2 separate regions of the Homo sapiens genome follow, and region 2 is linked to region 1. Evidence: read pairs that join two places in POLR2A ChIA-PET (ENCODE). Cell type or tissue: GM12878. All regions are shown on one strand. Each heading gives the region's core, and the rest is flanking DNA. Links, peaks and the distances in the headings are about the cores only. Region 1 overlaps SCARB1 (scavenger receptor class B member 1). Region 2 holds the start of TRA-TGC3-2 (tRNA-Ala (anticodon TGC) 3-2).

Region 1 (7,030 bases), core at 860-5,859:
GCCAGCCAGGCCTGGCCGCTGGGCCTGACCGGCCCCCCAGCCCCTACACCCCGCTTCTCCCGGACTCTCCCAGCGGACAGCCCCCCAGCCCCACAGCCTGAGCCTCCCAGCTGCCATGTGCCTGTTGCACACCTGCACACACGCCCTGGCACACATACACACATGCGTGCAGGCTTGTGCAGACACTCAGGGATGGAGCTGCTGCTGAAGGGACTTGTAGGGAGAGGCTCGTCAACAAGCACTGTTCTGGAACCTTCTCTCCACGTGGCCCACAGGCCTGACCACAGGGGCTGTGGGTCCTGCGTCCCCTTCCTCGGGTGAGCCTGGCCTGTCCCGTTCAGCCGTTGGGCCCAGGCTTCCTCCCCTCCAAGGTGAAACACTGCAGTCCCGGTGTGGTGGCTCCCCATGCAGGACGGGCCAGGCTGGGAGTGCCGCCTTCCTGTGCCAAATTCAGTGGGGACTCAGTGCCCAGGCCCTGGCCACGAGCTTTGGCCTTGGTCTACCTGCCAGGCCAGGCAAAGCGCCTTTACACAGGCCTCGGAAAACAATGGAGTGAGCACAAGATGCCCTGTGCAGCTGCCCGAGGGTCTCCGCCCACCCCGGCCGGACTTTGATCCCCCCGAAGTCTTCACAGGCACTGCATCGGGTTGTCTGGCGCCCTTTTCCTCCAGCCTAAACTGACATCATCCTATGGACTGAGCCGGCCACTCTCTGGCCGAAGTGGCCGCAGGCTGTGCCCCCGAGCTGCCCCCACCCCCTCACAGGGTCCCTCAGATTATAGGTGCCCAGGCTGAGGTGAAGAGGCCTGGGGGCCCTGCCTTCCGGGCGCTCCTGGACCCTGGGGCAAACCTGTGACCCTTTTCTACTGGAATAGAAATGAGTTTTATCATCTTTGAAAAATAATTCACTCTTGAAGTAATAAACGTTTAAAAAAATGGGATGCCTGCCTCTGTGACAGCCTTGTTTGCTGAGGTCGTGGGGGTGGGGGCCTCTGGGAAGTTCCGGGCTCCTCTTCTCTTGGTCAATAGCTCCTTTCTGGTGGCTGCCAAGAGCGTCTCTCCCAGGGCCGGGCTGCTGGCTTACCTTCCTGTTGTTTTCAAATTTCAACCTTGTGCAATGTTGAGTTTCATAGAAATACTGCATGAGTACGCCCTTGTTTAGAAGCAGCAGGGTCTGAGTCCCATCCCACAGCCCCCAGTGCAGACGCTTTTGCCACTTTTGCATGGGGCCCCCTGGATGTGTTTCTGTGCATTTATCTACAAATCCTGGTGCCCATAGGACATGCCCCGTGTTGTTCTAGGCCTTTGCTTTCTGCTCGTTACATAAATGGTGAAGAAGAGAAGCGGGTAAGAGAACAGATTGGAGCCATCTAAAAGTTCTCATCTTAAGTGTAGATCATTGCAAAGGATGGAATTTTCTCCGATTGTCATCATCGTTGATGTTTGAATATGAGACCATTTCATCAGTATTTAAGTGTGCCCGCTGGGATCTAACTAGGAGAGGAGAGGGTATTCACTGCCGAACATTTCAAAGAATATACGAACAAGCTCTTTTATGGTCAGAAATGTTAGCCCTTTTCCCCTTAAACTTGTATTTCCTTTCTTCTTCCCTCCTAAAATTTTATCTAAATGATATTTATATTTGATGCTTTTAAGCCTTTTATTAATCACTCCTATACTTGCCTGCAACATAAATATATAAGTTGAAGCAAACTTTTTTTTTTTATTTCTTGTGACCATCAAGGGTAAATTTTTTTAGGTCTGGGGCTGCCATAACAAAATACCATCAAGGCCGGGCGTGGTGGCACACGCCTGTAATCCCAGCCCTGTGGGAGGCCAAGACCGGAGGATTGCTTGATGCCAGGAGTTCAAGACTAGTCTGGGTAATATGGTGAGACCCTCATCAATACAAAAAAAATACAAAAATTAGCCAGGCGTGGTGGTGGGCGCCTGTGGTCCCAACTACTCAGGAGGCTGAGGTAGGATTGCTGGAAGCCAAGAGGTTGAGGCTGCAGTGAGCTGTGATCATGCCACTGCACTCCAGCCTGCGAGACAGAGTGAGACACTGTCTCAAAAAGAAAAAATACCATCAATAGGTGGCTTAAACCATTTATTTCTCACAGCTCTGGAGGCTGGAAGTCTGAGACCAGGGTTCCAGCAGGGTTGGGTTCTGGTGAGGCGTCTCTTCCTGGCTTCAGACGGCCGCCTTCTCTGTGTCCTCACATGGCCTTTCCTCGGTGTGAAAGGGGGAAGAGAGAGGGAGAGCGAGAGCTCTGTGGTGTCTCTTATAAGGACACTGATGCTATCAGATCAGGGCCTCATTTAATTATTTTCTTAGAGGCCCCATCTCCAGACACAGCCACACTGGAGGTTAGGGCTTCAACAGGAATTTTGGGTCAACACAAACATTTAGCCTATACCATCTGGATTGCCTTTCAAGTCTCAGGACACAATTGGTCAAAACTATATTACTATGTTTTATGTGACATATCAAAGTAGCAAAATTTTATTGGAATGCATGTCCTTTTGGTATGCATTTTATATATCTTTTTCATTTACAGATTAGAGTTGTGTGTGAGTGTGTGTACAATTCCATGAATTTTGACATGTTTATAGAGTTGAGTCATTACCCCTACAATCAAGACAAAACAATTTCATCATCCCCCAAGATTTCCTCATGTCTTCCCTTTGTTTTTGTTTGTTTTACAGTGGGCTCCCATAATTTTTTTTTTTTTTTTTTTGAGACAGAGTCTCGCTCTGTTGCCCAGGCTAGAGTGCAGTGGTTCAATCTTGACTCACTGCAGCCTTCACCTCCCAGGCTCAGGAGAGCCTCCTGACTTAGCCTTCCGAGTAGCTGGGACCACAGATGTGTGCCACCACACCTGGCTAATTTTTTTTTTGTAGAGATGGGGGTCTGGCTCTGTTGCCCAGGCTGGTCTCAAACTTTTGGCTTCAAGCATTAGTCCCACCTCAACCTACCAAAGTGCTGGGATTAGAGGCGTGAGCCACTGCACCCAGCCTGCGACCTGTGCTGCCTTCCTCCCACTTTGTAGGGAAGTCCCTCATCCCCATGCTTAGCCCTTGGCCACTAGCTATTTTTACCTTTTCCAGAATGTTCTAAATGGGATCTACAGCCTGTAACCCTCTGAGCCTGGCTTCCTTCACTCAGCACTGTCTCTAGATGCATGCCTGTTGTTGTGTGTAGCAATAGTTCCTTTCTTTTCACTGCTGAGCAGAACTCCATGGGGTGCACACACCAGTGCTTTTCAGCCGTTCACTTATTGAGGGACACGTAGAGTGGTTGCAGCCTTTGGCAATTGCATTAGTTGGTTTTCACGCCACTGATAAAGACATACCCAAGACTGGGTAACTTTTAAAGAAAAAAGGTTTCATGAACTCACAGTTCATATGGCTGGGGAGGCCTCACAATCATGGTGGAAGGCAAAGGAGAAGCAAAGTCATGTCTTACATGGGACCAGAGAAGAGAGAATGAGAGCCAAGTGAAAGGGGAAACCCCCGATCAAACCATCAGATCTTGTGAGACTTACTCACCACCAGGAGAACAGTATGGGGTTAACCGCCCGTATGATTCAATGATCTCCCACTGGCTCCCTCCCACAACATGGGAATTATGGGAACTACAATTCGAGATGAGATTTGGGCAGGGACGCAGCCAAACCACATCAGCAACTATGAACAAAGCTGCTGTGAACGTTCATGTACAGATTTGTGTGTGAAGGCGTACGTTCATTTCCCTGGGGTGTATACCTCGGAGTGGAGCTGCTGAGTCAAACTGGAGCTCTGCGTTTCACTTTTGGGGGACTGCCAGTTTCACAGTCGCTGTACCAGGCTGCATTCCCATCAGCTCTGCGTCCTCACCAGCATCTTGGTGTTTTCAGTTTTAAAAAACTTCAGCCCTTCGTAGTGGTTTCTCATTGTGGCTTTTATTTGCTTAGAAATACTTCTTGTCCTGAGATGAGTGGGACTTCCTCTCCACCCCCAATTAATTCATGTATCCGTGAATGACTGTCACGTATTGCTAGAATGAAACCAATTTTTACCATCAATTCTTTGTCCCTGCAAGTGCAGAGAAGCCTTGTTTTCATAAGGAAGTCACTGGGAGTGGAATTCTTATACTCCTTCTGGGTAGTATGCGAATGTCACACGGCGATCTGTCATTGGAAGCGATTCTCACTGATCTCCCAGCAGACAGGTCCGTTTGACCTTTCTTCAAATTTGTAGAAAGCAGCAAAGTGGAAACCACCGGCTTGCAAAAGCATTTCTTACCCAATCTTTAGATGGGTTCTCGAAACCTGTGTCCGGGAAGTTCCCTCTGATTGGGGCTGGAGGTCAGGGAGGCTTTGCCCGTTGGCTGTAGAGTGGAGGGGTGGGGGGTCTTGTGACCTGCCCGGGGAAATGGCAGGCGAGTGACAAGCTCAGGAGAGAGTCCAGGCCCCGAGGATGGTTCCCTTCAAACTCCCCATGTCTGATCCTCTGGGAAGCTGAGGCCAGCTTTGGTTATTTGATAGCCACGGTGAGGATTTTGACTTAATCTGTGTATGCAACACATCACAGACAGTTTTAACTCTTGCATTCAAGTCTACCTGCTCATAAAACAGAAAAAAAGACAGGCCCCAGAAGGCATTCGGTTTTTTTTTTTTTTTTTTTTTTTTTTTGGAGACAGGGTCTCACTTTGTCACCTAGGCTGGCACAATCACTGCTCACTGCAGCCTCAACCTCCCAGGCTCAGGCGATCCTCTCACCTCAGCCAGCCTCCCAAGTAGGTGGGATTATAGGCCTGTGCCACTACACCCGGCTAATTTTTTGTATATTTTTGTAAAGATGGGGTTTCGCCGTGTCGCCCAGGCTGATCTCCAACTCCCAGGCTCAAGCGATCCGCCCGCCTCGGCCTCCCAAAGTGCTGGGATAACAGGCATGAGCCACTGCCCTGGCCCTTAAGTCATTCTTGTGTTTGTGTGTGTGTGGGGTGTGTGTGTGTGTGTGTGTGTGTGTGTGTGTGTGTGTGTTCCCGAGGGACTTAGCCTCCCGTGTGTCTCATTGGGTGAACATCTTGCTTCTGAGTGAGGTTTGATTTTTTTGTAGGGTGTGCGTTTGGACACATCCTTGGTCTTAAGCCCAGCCAACGACCTTAGCCAGGGCTCAGGGAGGGAAGCACCGCCTGCCCCACAGCTGGAGGGCTGGGGTTCGGGACACCCGGTCGAGCTTCAGTGTCTCTGATTCTGAGCATCTTTGACTCTGCGAGACTTTCTTCTCATGCCTTCACTTCAGGCGCCAGCCCCTGCCAACGATGGGACTCCACTACTTACCATGTTGATTTAATTTGGCTTACTTTTTTTCTTAAAGAATTTTATTTTAAAAGGAAGGCAGTCATATCTGTGAAATTATGGGTCCTTTGGGCAAGTAATAGTTTTCCAGTCGCCATTAAAATAAATACCTAACTATTAAGGACGTTCCTCCCAGTACCTCGAAGCAGCCTGCTACCTGCAATCTCTGCACCATCCCATGATTGTGTCCCATGCACCCTTCTTCCTGCTCGGCCTGCATCGCCCCTGCGTGGCCTTTTCCCCCCTCTCTGCCTCTCTCAGTCTTCGCCATCATCAAAGGCGCAATTCCAGCCATGCCCTCTCCTCCAGGAAGCACCCCTCCCCCATCACTCCTGCTTGCTGTTCTTCCCTGTCTCAGGACTCCTGGGGCACTTTGTATCTCAGTTGATACTAGAATGTTCTAGAATACCAGAAGTCCTGACACCAGTTGCTGTAACCCCAAACTCCAAGGACCTGCAGCATAAACCCCGGTACATGCCCTTGTGCTGGAAACGAATATTTTTGGCCGGGGCGGTTACTCACATTCCTTAGTACTCCTTGGCTCACGCGGACACCCATTCTTTCAACACATACTTATCCAGTGCTCACTACGCGCTAGGCACAGGGGGTGCAATTGTGGACCAGACAGAGGCGGCCCTTCCTCTCAAACAACTTTACAGTTCTGCCACTTACTAGCTGTGGGACCCTGGACAAGTCACACAGCCTCTCTGGAGACCTACTGTTCTCTCCTTTAAAGCAGGTGACTCAGATCTGCTTTGCAGGGACGTCTCCTGCTTTGCAGCGATGTCACCCAGGAGAGATGGGTGAAGTGGATAGTGAATGGAGTGGGCCAGGGCGGTGGTCCTCGGCTGAAAACAATGCCTCTCGGGGTCAGCGTGGGGCTCAAGAGGTGGCGGCCCCGTGGGTGGGTCCAGGGCCAGGGACCCTGTGTCCGAGCCCCTGCCCTGGAGCCATCCTGTCTCACCTGAAGGCTCTGCCAGTCTGGTCCACTGGCCTCCCGGCTCCCACGCGTGTCCCGAGCCGTCCATTCTCCAGGTAGCGGCCCTGAAATGTTAATCTGTCACAAGGGTCATCTTTGCTTGAATTGTGGGTGACTTTTCCCCATCCTGGGGGTAAAGTCCCCCCGACTTGTCTCTCCATCCGCGATCCCCTGCAATCTGGCTGCAGCACGCGAGACTTCAGGACGATTCCGAGCTCGGCCACTGGGGGGCGAGCTGTGCACACAGGTGGTCCAGAGGCTGCTGCCTGGGAGGGGCTGCGGATCACCCGGTTCCTGGAGCGGAGTGGATTGATTTTAAACTGGGGAAGCTGTGGTCCACAGCCTGGCTTCGGAAACCCGTGACCCCTAGAAATTGTATTTTACGTGTGTGTCTGGGCGTTTTATTCTGGGAAGCATTTCCTCAAGTCTTCAGATTTTCAAAGGGGTCTTAACCCTTTCTCTCTGGGGCCTTGGGAACAAGAGTGACAACCCTATAACAGGGCGACCAGGGTCACACGATGTCTGCTCCTCCTTAGCGTGCTACTCCCAGTACCTGCGTGCTACTCCCAGTACCTGCGTGCTACTCCCAGTACCTGCGTGCTACTCCCTGCTCTGCTCAAGTTGCTGGGTGGCCTTGGAGCAATTCATAACCTCTCTGAGACTGCCGTGAGGTGGGAGTGAAGATTGCTGTGTACGAATCTTTGAGA
Region 2 (6,908 bases), core at 1,909-6,908, 150 kb before region 1:
CTGAGGTCGGAAGTTTGAGACCAGCCTGACCAACATGGAGAAACCCCGTCTCTACTAAAAAATACAAAATTAGCTGGATGTGATGGCACATGCCTGTAATCCCAGCTACTTAGGAGGCTGAGGCAGGAGAATCGCTTGAACCCAGGAGGCAGAGGTTGCAGTGAGCCGAGATCACGCCATTGCACTCCAGCCTGGGCAACAAGAGCAAAACTCCGTCTCAAAAAAAAAAAAAAAAAAAAAAGAACTGGGAACAGCATTCTAGGCAGAGGGAACAGCAAGTGCAAAGGCCCTGAACTGGGAAGAAACAGTGAGGAAGCTGGTGTGGCAGAAGCACCCATGGAAGAGGATAGGGAGGACGGAGGAGTGGGGCAGAAGGAGGTGAAGTCAGAGCGGTCCTCAGAGGCCGGATTACATCGTACCTTGAAGGGATATGGAGGGCAGGAGGTATGGGTTTGATTCTGAGAGTTTCATGCAGAGAGAAACATTCAGGTTTGTTTGAGCAGTGCCCTCTGGCAGCCAGGTGGGTGGGCACAAGAGGAAGCAGGGGCACTTGCGGACTGAGAACAACCCGTGGGCTTGCTCCTCAACCACATCCAAAATGATGCCACCTATGGCGCCATCCTGCTCTTCTGCTGCCAGGGTCTCTCTCCCGTGGCTCCCACTTAGGCTGGGGAAATGAGGTCAGAGGATGGTTTACACGGTGGTCCCTATTCCTCACCTCCCCACTGCCCTCCTGCTCTCCCCCATCTCTCCAAAACGGGTCAGCAAAGCATCACGCCGGGCTGAATAGAAGAGGCAACTGCCCTCCAGCAGAGTCCTATGATAATAACATTTATAAAAGCCAGACCCACATTTCACAGTTCCTGCCTTCTATTTATTTATTTATTTATTTATTTATTTGAGACGGAGTTTTGCTCTTGTTGCCTAGGCTGGAGTGCAGTGGTGCAATCTCGGCTAACTGCAACCTCCGCCTCCTGGGTTCAAGCGATTCTCCTGCCTCAGTCTCCTGAGTAGCTGGGATTACAGACCCGTGCCACCATGACCAGCTAATTTTTTGTATTTTTAATAGAGACGGGGTTTCCTCATGTTGGCCAGGCTGGTCTCGAACCCCTGACTTCAGGTGATCCACCCATCTCGGCCTTCCAAAGTGCAGGGATTACAGTTGCGAGCCAGTGCACCTGGCCTTATTTATTTATTTAATTTTGAGAGAGGGTCTTGCTCTTTCGCCCAGGCTGGAGTGCAGTGGTACAATCTCAGCTCACTGCAGTCTTGACCTCCCAGACTCACGAGATCCTCCTGCCTCAGCCTCCTGAGTGGGGGTGGGGTGGGGTGTCTCACTGTGTTTCCCAGGCAGGTCTTGAACGCCTGGGCTCAAGCAGTCCTCCCACCTCGGCCTCCTAAAGCACTGGGATTATGGACCTGAGCCACTGCACCCAGCCCAGAGCCTGTGCTTTCTACCAGACACTATTATACATATTTTATGTGTAACTCATTAAATTGTCACAATAACCAGATGAGGTAGGTACATTGAAATCTCTTTCACAGATGAGGCCCAGAGGTTAGGTGATGCAATCACAGCTGCTGTGTCCAGCACTTCTTGCCCCCAGGCTACTAACTTTTCTGACAATTTTGCATGGTCTTTGGCTAGGAAGAGTTTCAAGTGCCAGCAGCTGTCAGGGAACTATGGAGAACGAGGCGGCAGGACATTTTTGATGCAAGCTTTCCTTATCACAATAAGTGTCTATTTCCAGCCAAGAAATCTCAAGGCTGATGGAAAGAGGTATAGCCTTCAGTTTTCCGCCCTCTCCTAGCTTCTCACCCATTCTTTCCCCAAGGAACAGCTTTTTGATGACCTGAAGGACACCAGACATTGTGACTTCTCTCCCCTGGTGTGCTTAAGAAACCCTCTGGAAGAGAGATGCAAATTCACAGTTTAAGAATGGCTCTTAGGGCCGGGCACGGTGACTCACGCCTGTAATCCCAGCACTTTGGGAGGCTGGGGCGGGCGGGAGGGGGGCAGGGGGCGGATAACGAGGTCAGGAGTTTGAGACTAGCTTGACCAACATGGTGAAACCCCGTCTCTACTAAAAATACAAAAATTAGCTGGGCGTAGTGGTGCACGCCTGTAATCCCAGCTACTCAGGAGCCTGAGGCAGGAGAATCGTTTGAACCCGGGACGCGGTGGCTGCAGTGAGCCAAGATCCTGCCACTGCACTCTAGCCTGGGCGACAAAGCGAGACTCGGTCTCAAAAAAACAAACAAACAAACAAACAAAAAGAATGGCTCTTTTCGGTGGGCAATTGTAAAGAGACTCCTTCCTCCAAGCTGAAGCCCTCATTCTGGGAAGTGGATATGTTTCTTTTCAGTTTGCTGATATTTATATTCAGACGGATTTTTTTTTTTTTTTTTTTTTTTTAGATGTGGTCTCCCTCTGTCTCCCAGGCTGGCGTGCTGTGGGATGATCTTGGCTTACTGCAACCACTGCCTCCTGGGCTCCAAAAATCCTCTCGCCTTAGCCTCCCGAGTAGCTGGGACTACAAGCGCTCGCCACCACATCCGGCTAATTTTTTGTATTTTTGGTAGAGACGGGGTTCACGCCATGTTGGCCAGGCTGGTCTCAAACTCTTGGCCTCAAGTGATCCGCCGACCTCTACCTCTCAAAGTGCTGGGATTACAGGCATGAGCCATGGCGCACGGCCATAATAGTTCTTTTGGGAGGAAAAAATGTCTTCCAGCTGATATGCAAACCTCAAAGTCACTGAAGGTTGGTATGGTTTTAAAGGATGAGAAATCAGAGGTTTCTGGGTGAAGGTACAATCAAGCCAATGCCCTTATTTGTTGGAAAGAAACTCGATTTTCCTTCTCTTCTCTTCTGTCTGTGAAGAGGAACATTTAAGAATGGGTCAGTTTACATTTGTTCCTTGGTTCTGGTATCCGCTAGAATTTTAGTTGCAAGGTTATGAAGAGCTAACCTACTTGGGAAACATAAAACAATTTTTTGTTGTTGTGGTGGTTTTGCTAAACTCTAACACTCACTTAAACACACAAAAGTTTAATTTAGAAAATATCCTTGGCTGGGCGCAGTGGCTCACGCCTGTAATCCCAGCACTTTGGGAGGCCAAGGGGTGCAGATCACCTGAGGTCAGGAGTTCGAGACCAGCCTGGCCAACATGCTGAACCCCCCCCCATCTCTACTAAAAATACAGAAATTAGCAGGCGTGGTGGTGCACGCCTGTAGTCCCAGCTACTCGGGAGGCTGAGGCAGGAGAATCGCTTGAACCCAGGAGGCGGAGGTTGCAGTGAGCCCAGATCATGCCACTGCACTCCAGCCTGGGCGACAGAGCAAAACTCTGTCTCAAAACAAACCAACCAACCAAAAACTAAAAGCCTCTCGCACTCCCGTGTGTATTGCAGCTTTATTCATAAGTGCCTAGATGTGTCCGTCAACAGATACATGGATAGAGAAAATGTGTACATACGCAATAGAATACTATTCGACCTTAAAAAAATACAAAACAAAATGAAATCCTGTCATTTTTCCTCTACGAAACAAAAATAAAAACATGGCTAAGTTTGGGCGACATTACATAAAGTGAAATAAACCGGGCACAGAAAGATAAATACTGCATGATCTCACTCACGTGCGGAAGCTGAAATAGTTGGTCTCACAGAGAGAATAGTGGTTACTGCAGGTAGTGAAGGTGGGGGGAGGTGGGATAGCCAAAGGGGGGTTACTGGATACAAAAGTACAGCTGAATAGGAGGAATAAGTTCCAGTGTCCCTATAGAGTGAATACAACAACTTATTGTACGTTTTCAAATAGCTGGAAGCGTGGATTTTTAATGTCTCCCAGCACAGAGAAATGATACATGTTTGAAGGGATGGATGTGGTCATTGCCCTGATTTGAACATTACAAATTGTGTACATAGATCACAACATCACACCACACCTCATAAATGTGCACAATTGTTATGCGTCCAAACAATAATAAAAACCAAAAATAAAAATGAAACACGTGGAAACAGGAAAAACGCCTTTAAGAATAGAGTATAGCAAGGACTTCCAAAAGCAAGTACAGGAAAGGGAGGGGGATGTAGCTCAGTGGTAGAGCGCATGCTTTGCATGTATGAGGCCCCGGGTTCGATCCCCGGCATCTCCATTGTAGTTTTGTTGCTTTCTGTATTCGTTTTGGTCCGTGGTTCTTTATCATTAAAGTGCCATGGATGTGATTATCATAAGCATTGTGATTCCAGGCACTACTTGGAGCTCAGATTCTCACACCAGGTGTGATCTTCCCATTCTGAAATCTCTAATGTTTCAAATGCACATGAGTTAGAAGAGGCTGATGGGAGTAATCAGCAGAAAAGTGTTAAGGCAAAACCTGACTTGATGACTGAAACCACAGCAAAAGTGAGCAGGATGATCATTTGGGGAGTGTACACCACATCTCGTGCCACCATGATTGTACTGCACTGGCCTCGAGGGCTGTTGACGCATTCTTGGCCATCAGAGGGCAAGTGTGTAAGTTGCTGGAAGGTCTGGGCCCCCCTGTTTGCCATCTCACTCCTCCTCTGCACTGCCACGAACCACCTCATTTGCATGGGAGGAACCCAGAAGCAAACTCACATCCCAGCGGGGCTTTGCTCTCTGCTTCCTCAGCAACACGTCTCCACGGCTGTAATGCAAGTGCAATTTACATTTATATTCATACACTGTGTTCCGGGGTGAGCAGGCCTATGCAAACCTACCCCAAAGGCCAAGGGAGCTGAGAGGCCAAAGAAAGGGGTTGACAAACCCAGTTTCTCAGGAAAAAACATTTATTAGGGACTTACCAACAGAAGCCATAGTCTCAGGGTGGTCATCAGAGGATATAAGGTTTGCTGCGCCATAACCCCCGGCCCAGGGCTTCCATACCATAGGGAAGGAATATATGTAGGACAATTGAAGTTGACCCCTCAAGCAAGGCAAGAATGTTATGTGAATCCGCATAAGGGAAGGATTTATGATCTAGGTTGTTCTGATCTAAGGGCAGAATTTATGGTAACAGTAAAGTAGAAATCTTAGAGACCTTCCTGGAAGAGGCATTAATCGGAAGTTATCTTGGTGGATTAGCAACCAAGATGGAGTTGCTTTCACCTCCACTGTGTTTCTGTGTTTTATCACTGAAAGCAAAAGATGGTGGCTCAGGCCTGTAATCCCAGCACTTTGGGAGGCATGAGGCAGGAGAATTGCTTGAGGCCAGGAGTTTGAAAGCAGCCTGGGCAACAAAGGGAGACCTTGGCTCGGAAAGGAAAGGAAAGGAAAGGAAGGGGAAGGGGAGGGAAAGGGGAAGGGGAGGGGAGGGGAGATTGATTTACTTGCATGAATGATCTTTAGGCAAAAATAAATACATAAAAATAAATTATATTTTTTAAAGTTTAACCAGTTCCCAGCTCTCTAAATAATAATAAGAATGAAAGAAGGGATTCGGCTGCATTCTGTGGTACAGTTCTTTGCAATTATAATGAATTCCTCACCTGTCAGCCCCTTTCTTTCATTTGACTTGACTTCATGTTTTAAATGGTAAAAGCGTCTAATCCTAGATCTAGAGCTTTCATTTTTGAGATGAAGAAAATGAAACTTGCGAACTGACTCACCAGTTAGGTGGTGACGCATTGGTGACAGCTTGTTTCTAATGAGCTTCAGGAAAGGTTATTTCTCCCTAAATGTCAACAAGGTTTTAGGGGAAAATCATTGAAGATAATTTCTGAAGTCATCAGGCCTAACACAAAACTTACATGCTTCTGTAACTGCCCAACAGTTTCTCCTTGCCCGCTGCCTAGACAGAGCCCATTTATTAGGACAGGGAAACTGTGATCCGCCCACCTCAGCCTCCCGAAGTGCTGGGATTACAGGCGCAAGCCACCTCGCCCTGCCATAATAGAGAACGTTTAATTCACACACAGCTGGCAGTGTGGGAGACGGGAGTTTTACTATTACTCAAATCAGTCTCCCTGAAAACTCAGGGATTGGAGTTTTGAAGGATAATTTGGTGTGTAGGGAGGTCGGGAAATCGGGAGTACTGATTGGTTGGGTCGGAGATGAAATCACAGGGAGTCGAAGCTGTCCCTTTGCCCTGAGTCAGTTCCTAGGTGGGGGCCACAAGACCAGATGAGCCAGTTTATCAATCTGGGTGGTGTCAGTCGGCCCACTGAGTGCAGAGTATGCAAAATATCTCAAGCACTGGTCTTAGGTTTTACAATAGTGATGTTATCCTCAGGAGCAATTTCAGCATGGACAGAATCTTGCAGTCTCCAGCTGCGTGACTCCTAAACCATAATTTGTAATCTTGTGGCCAATTTGTTAGTCCTGCAAAGCAGTCTAGTGCGCAGGCAGGAAGGGGGCTTGTTTTAGGAAAAGGCTATCACCTTTGTTTCAGAATTAAACTATAAACTAAGCTCCTCCAAAGTCAGTTCAGCCTACACCTAGGAATGAACAAAGACAGTTTGGAGGTTAGACGCGAGATGGAGTCAGTGAGGTCAGATCTCTTTCACTGTAATAATTTTCTGTTATGACTTTTGCAAAGGCAGTTTCACTTCTGTTTTACTTTGTTTCTTCTTTTGTTTATTTATTTATTTATTTTGCTTGAGACAGGGTCTGTTTCTGTTGCCCAGGCTGGAGTGCTGTGGTGCAATCACAGCTCACTGCAGCCTCAAACTCCTGGGCTCAAGTGATCCTCCCACCTCATCCTCCTGAGCAGCTGGAACTACAGGCATGCACCACCGCCTGGCTAATTTTTGTTTGTTTGTTTTGGTAGAGACAGGGTTTCACCATGTAGCTCAGCTGGTGTTTAACTCCTGGGCTGAAGTGACCCTCTCACGTTGGCCTCCCAAAAATGCTGGGATTACACGTGTAGGCCACCATGCCT

Evidence for each region. ChIA-PET counts read pairs that join two places held together with the same protein. Peaks named below come from ENCODE experiments on the same cell type or tissue, not always from the same donor. Only the 100,000 strongest peaks of a DNase experiment are listed, where the experiment ranks them.
Region 2: POLR2A ChIA-PET joins it to region 1 with 7 read pairs; 7 of 35 experiments call an interaction of 5 or more read pairs at or near these places.

The regions. Positions count from the first base shown.
Region 1 is chr12:124,771,538-124,778,567 of GRCh38, reverse strand. SCARB1 (scavenger receptor class B member 1) reads left to right here. Exons shown (of 13, transcript NM_005505.5): 13 at 1-1,712. Among named protein-coding and RNA genes, the nearest start is that of SCARB1, 89 kb to the left of the region's middle. RefSeq lists enhancers at 3,861-4,020, 4,081-4,130, 4,141-4,300, 6,422-6,491 and a silencer at 4,211-4,505. In GM12878, for the core only: no CTCF peak of the experiment used is centred there; a DNase peak (open chromatin) is centred at 3,777; H3K4me3 peaks cover 872 bases; H3K27ac peaks cover 4,007 bases.
Region 2 is chr12:124,919,007-124,925,914 of GRCh38, reverse strand. It overlaps TRA-TGC3-2 (tRNA-Ala (anticodon TGC) 3-2), which reads left to right and starts at 4,089; the gene lies at 4,089-4,160. RefSeq lists enhancers at 4,294-4,613, 4,180-4,858, 4,694-4,883, a cis regulatory region at 4,468-4,638 and a silencer at 6,712-6,861. In GM12878, for the core only: a CTCF peak has its summit at 6,486; DNase peaks (open chromatin) are centred at 3,973, 4,524, 5,684 and 6,513; H3K4me3 peaks cover 3,018 bases; H3K27ac peaks cover 3,549 bases.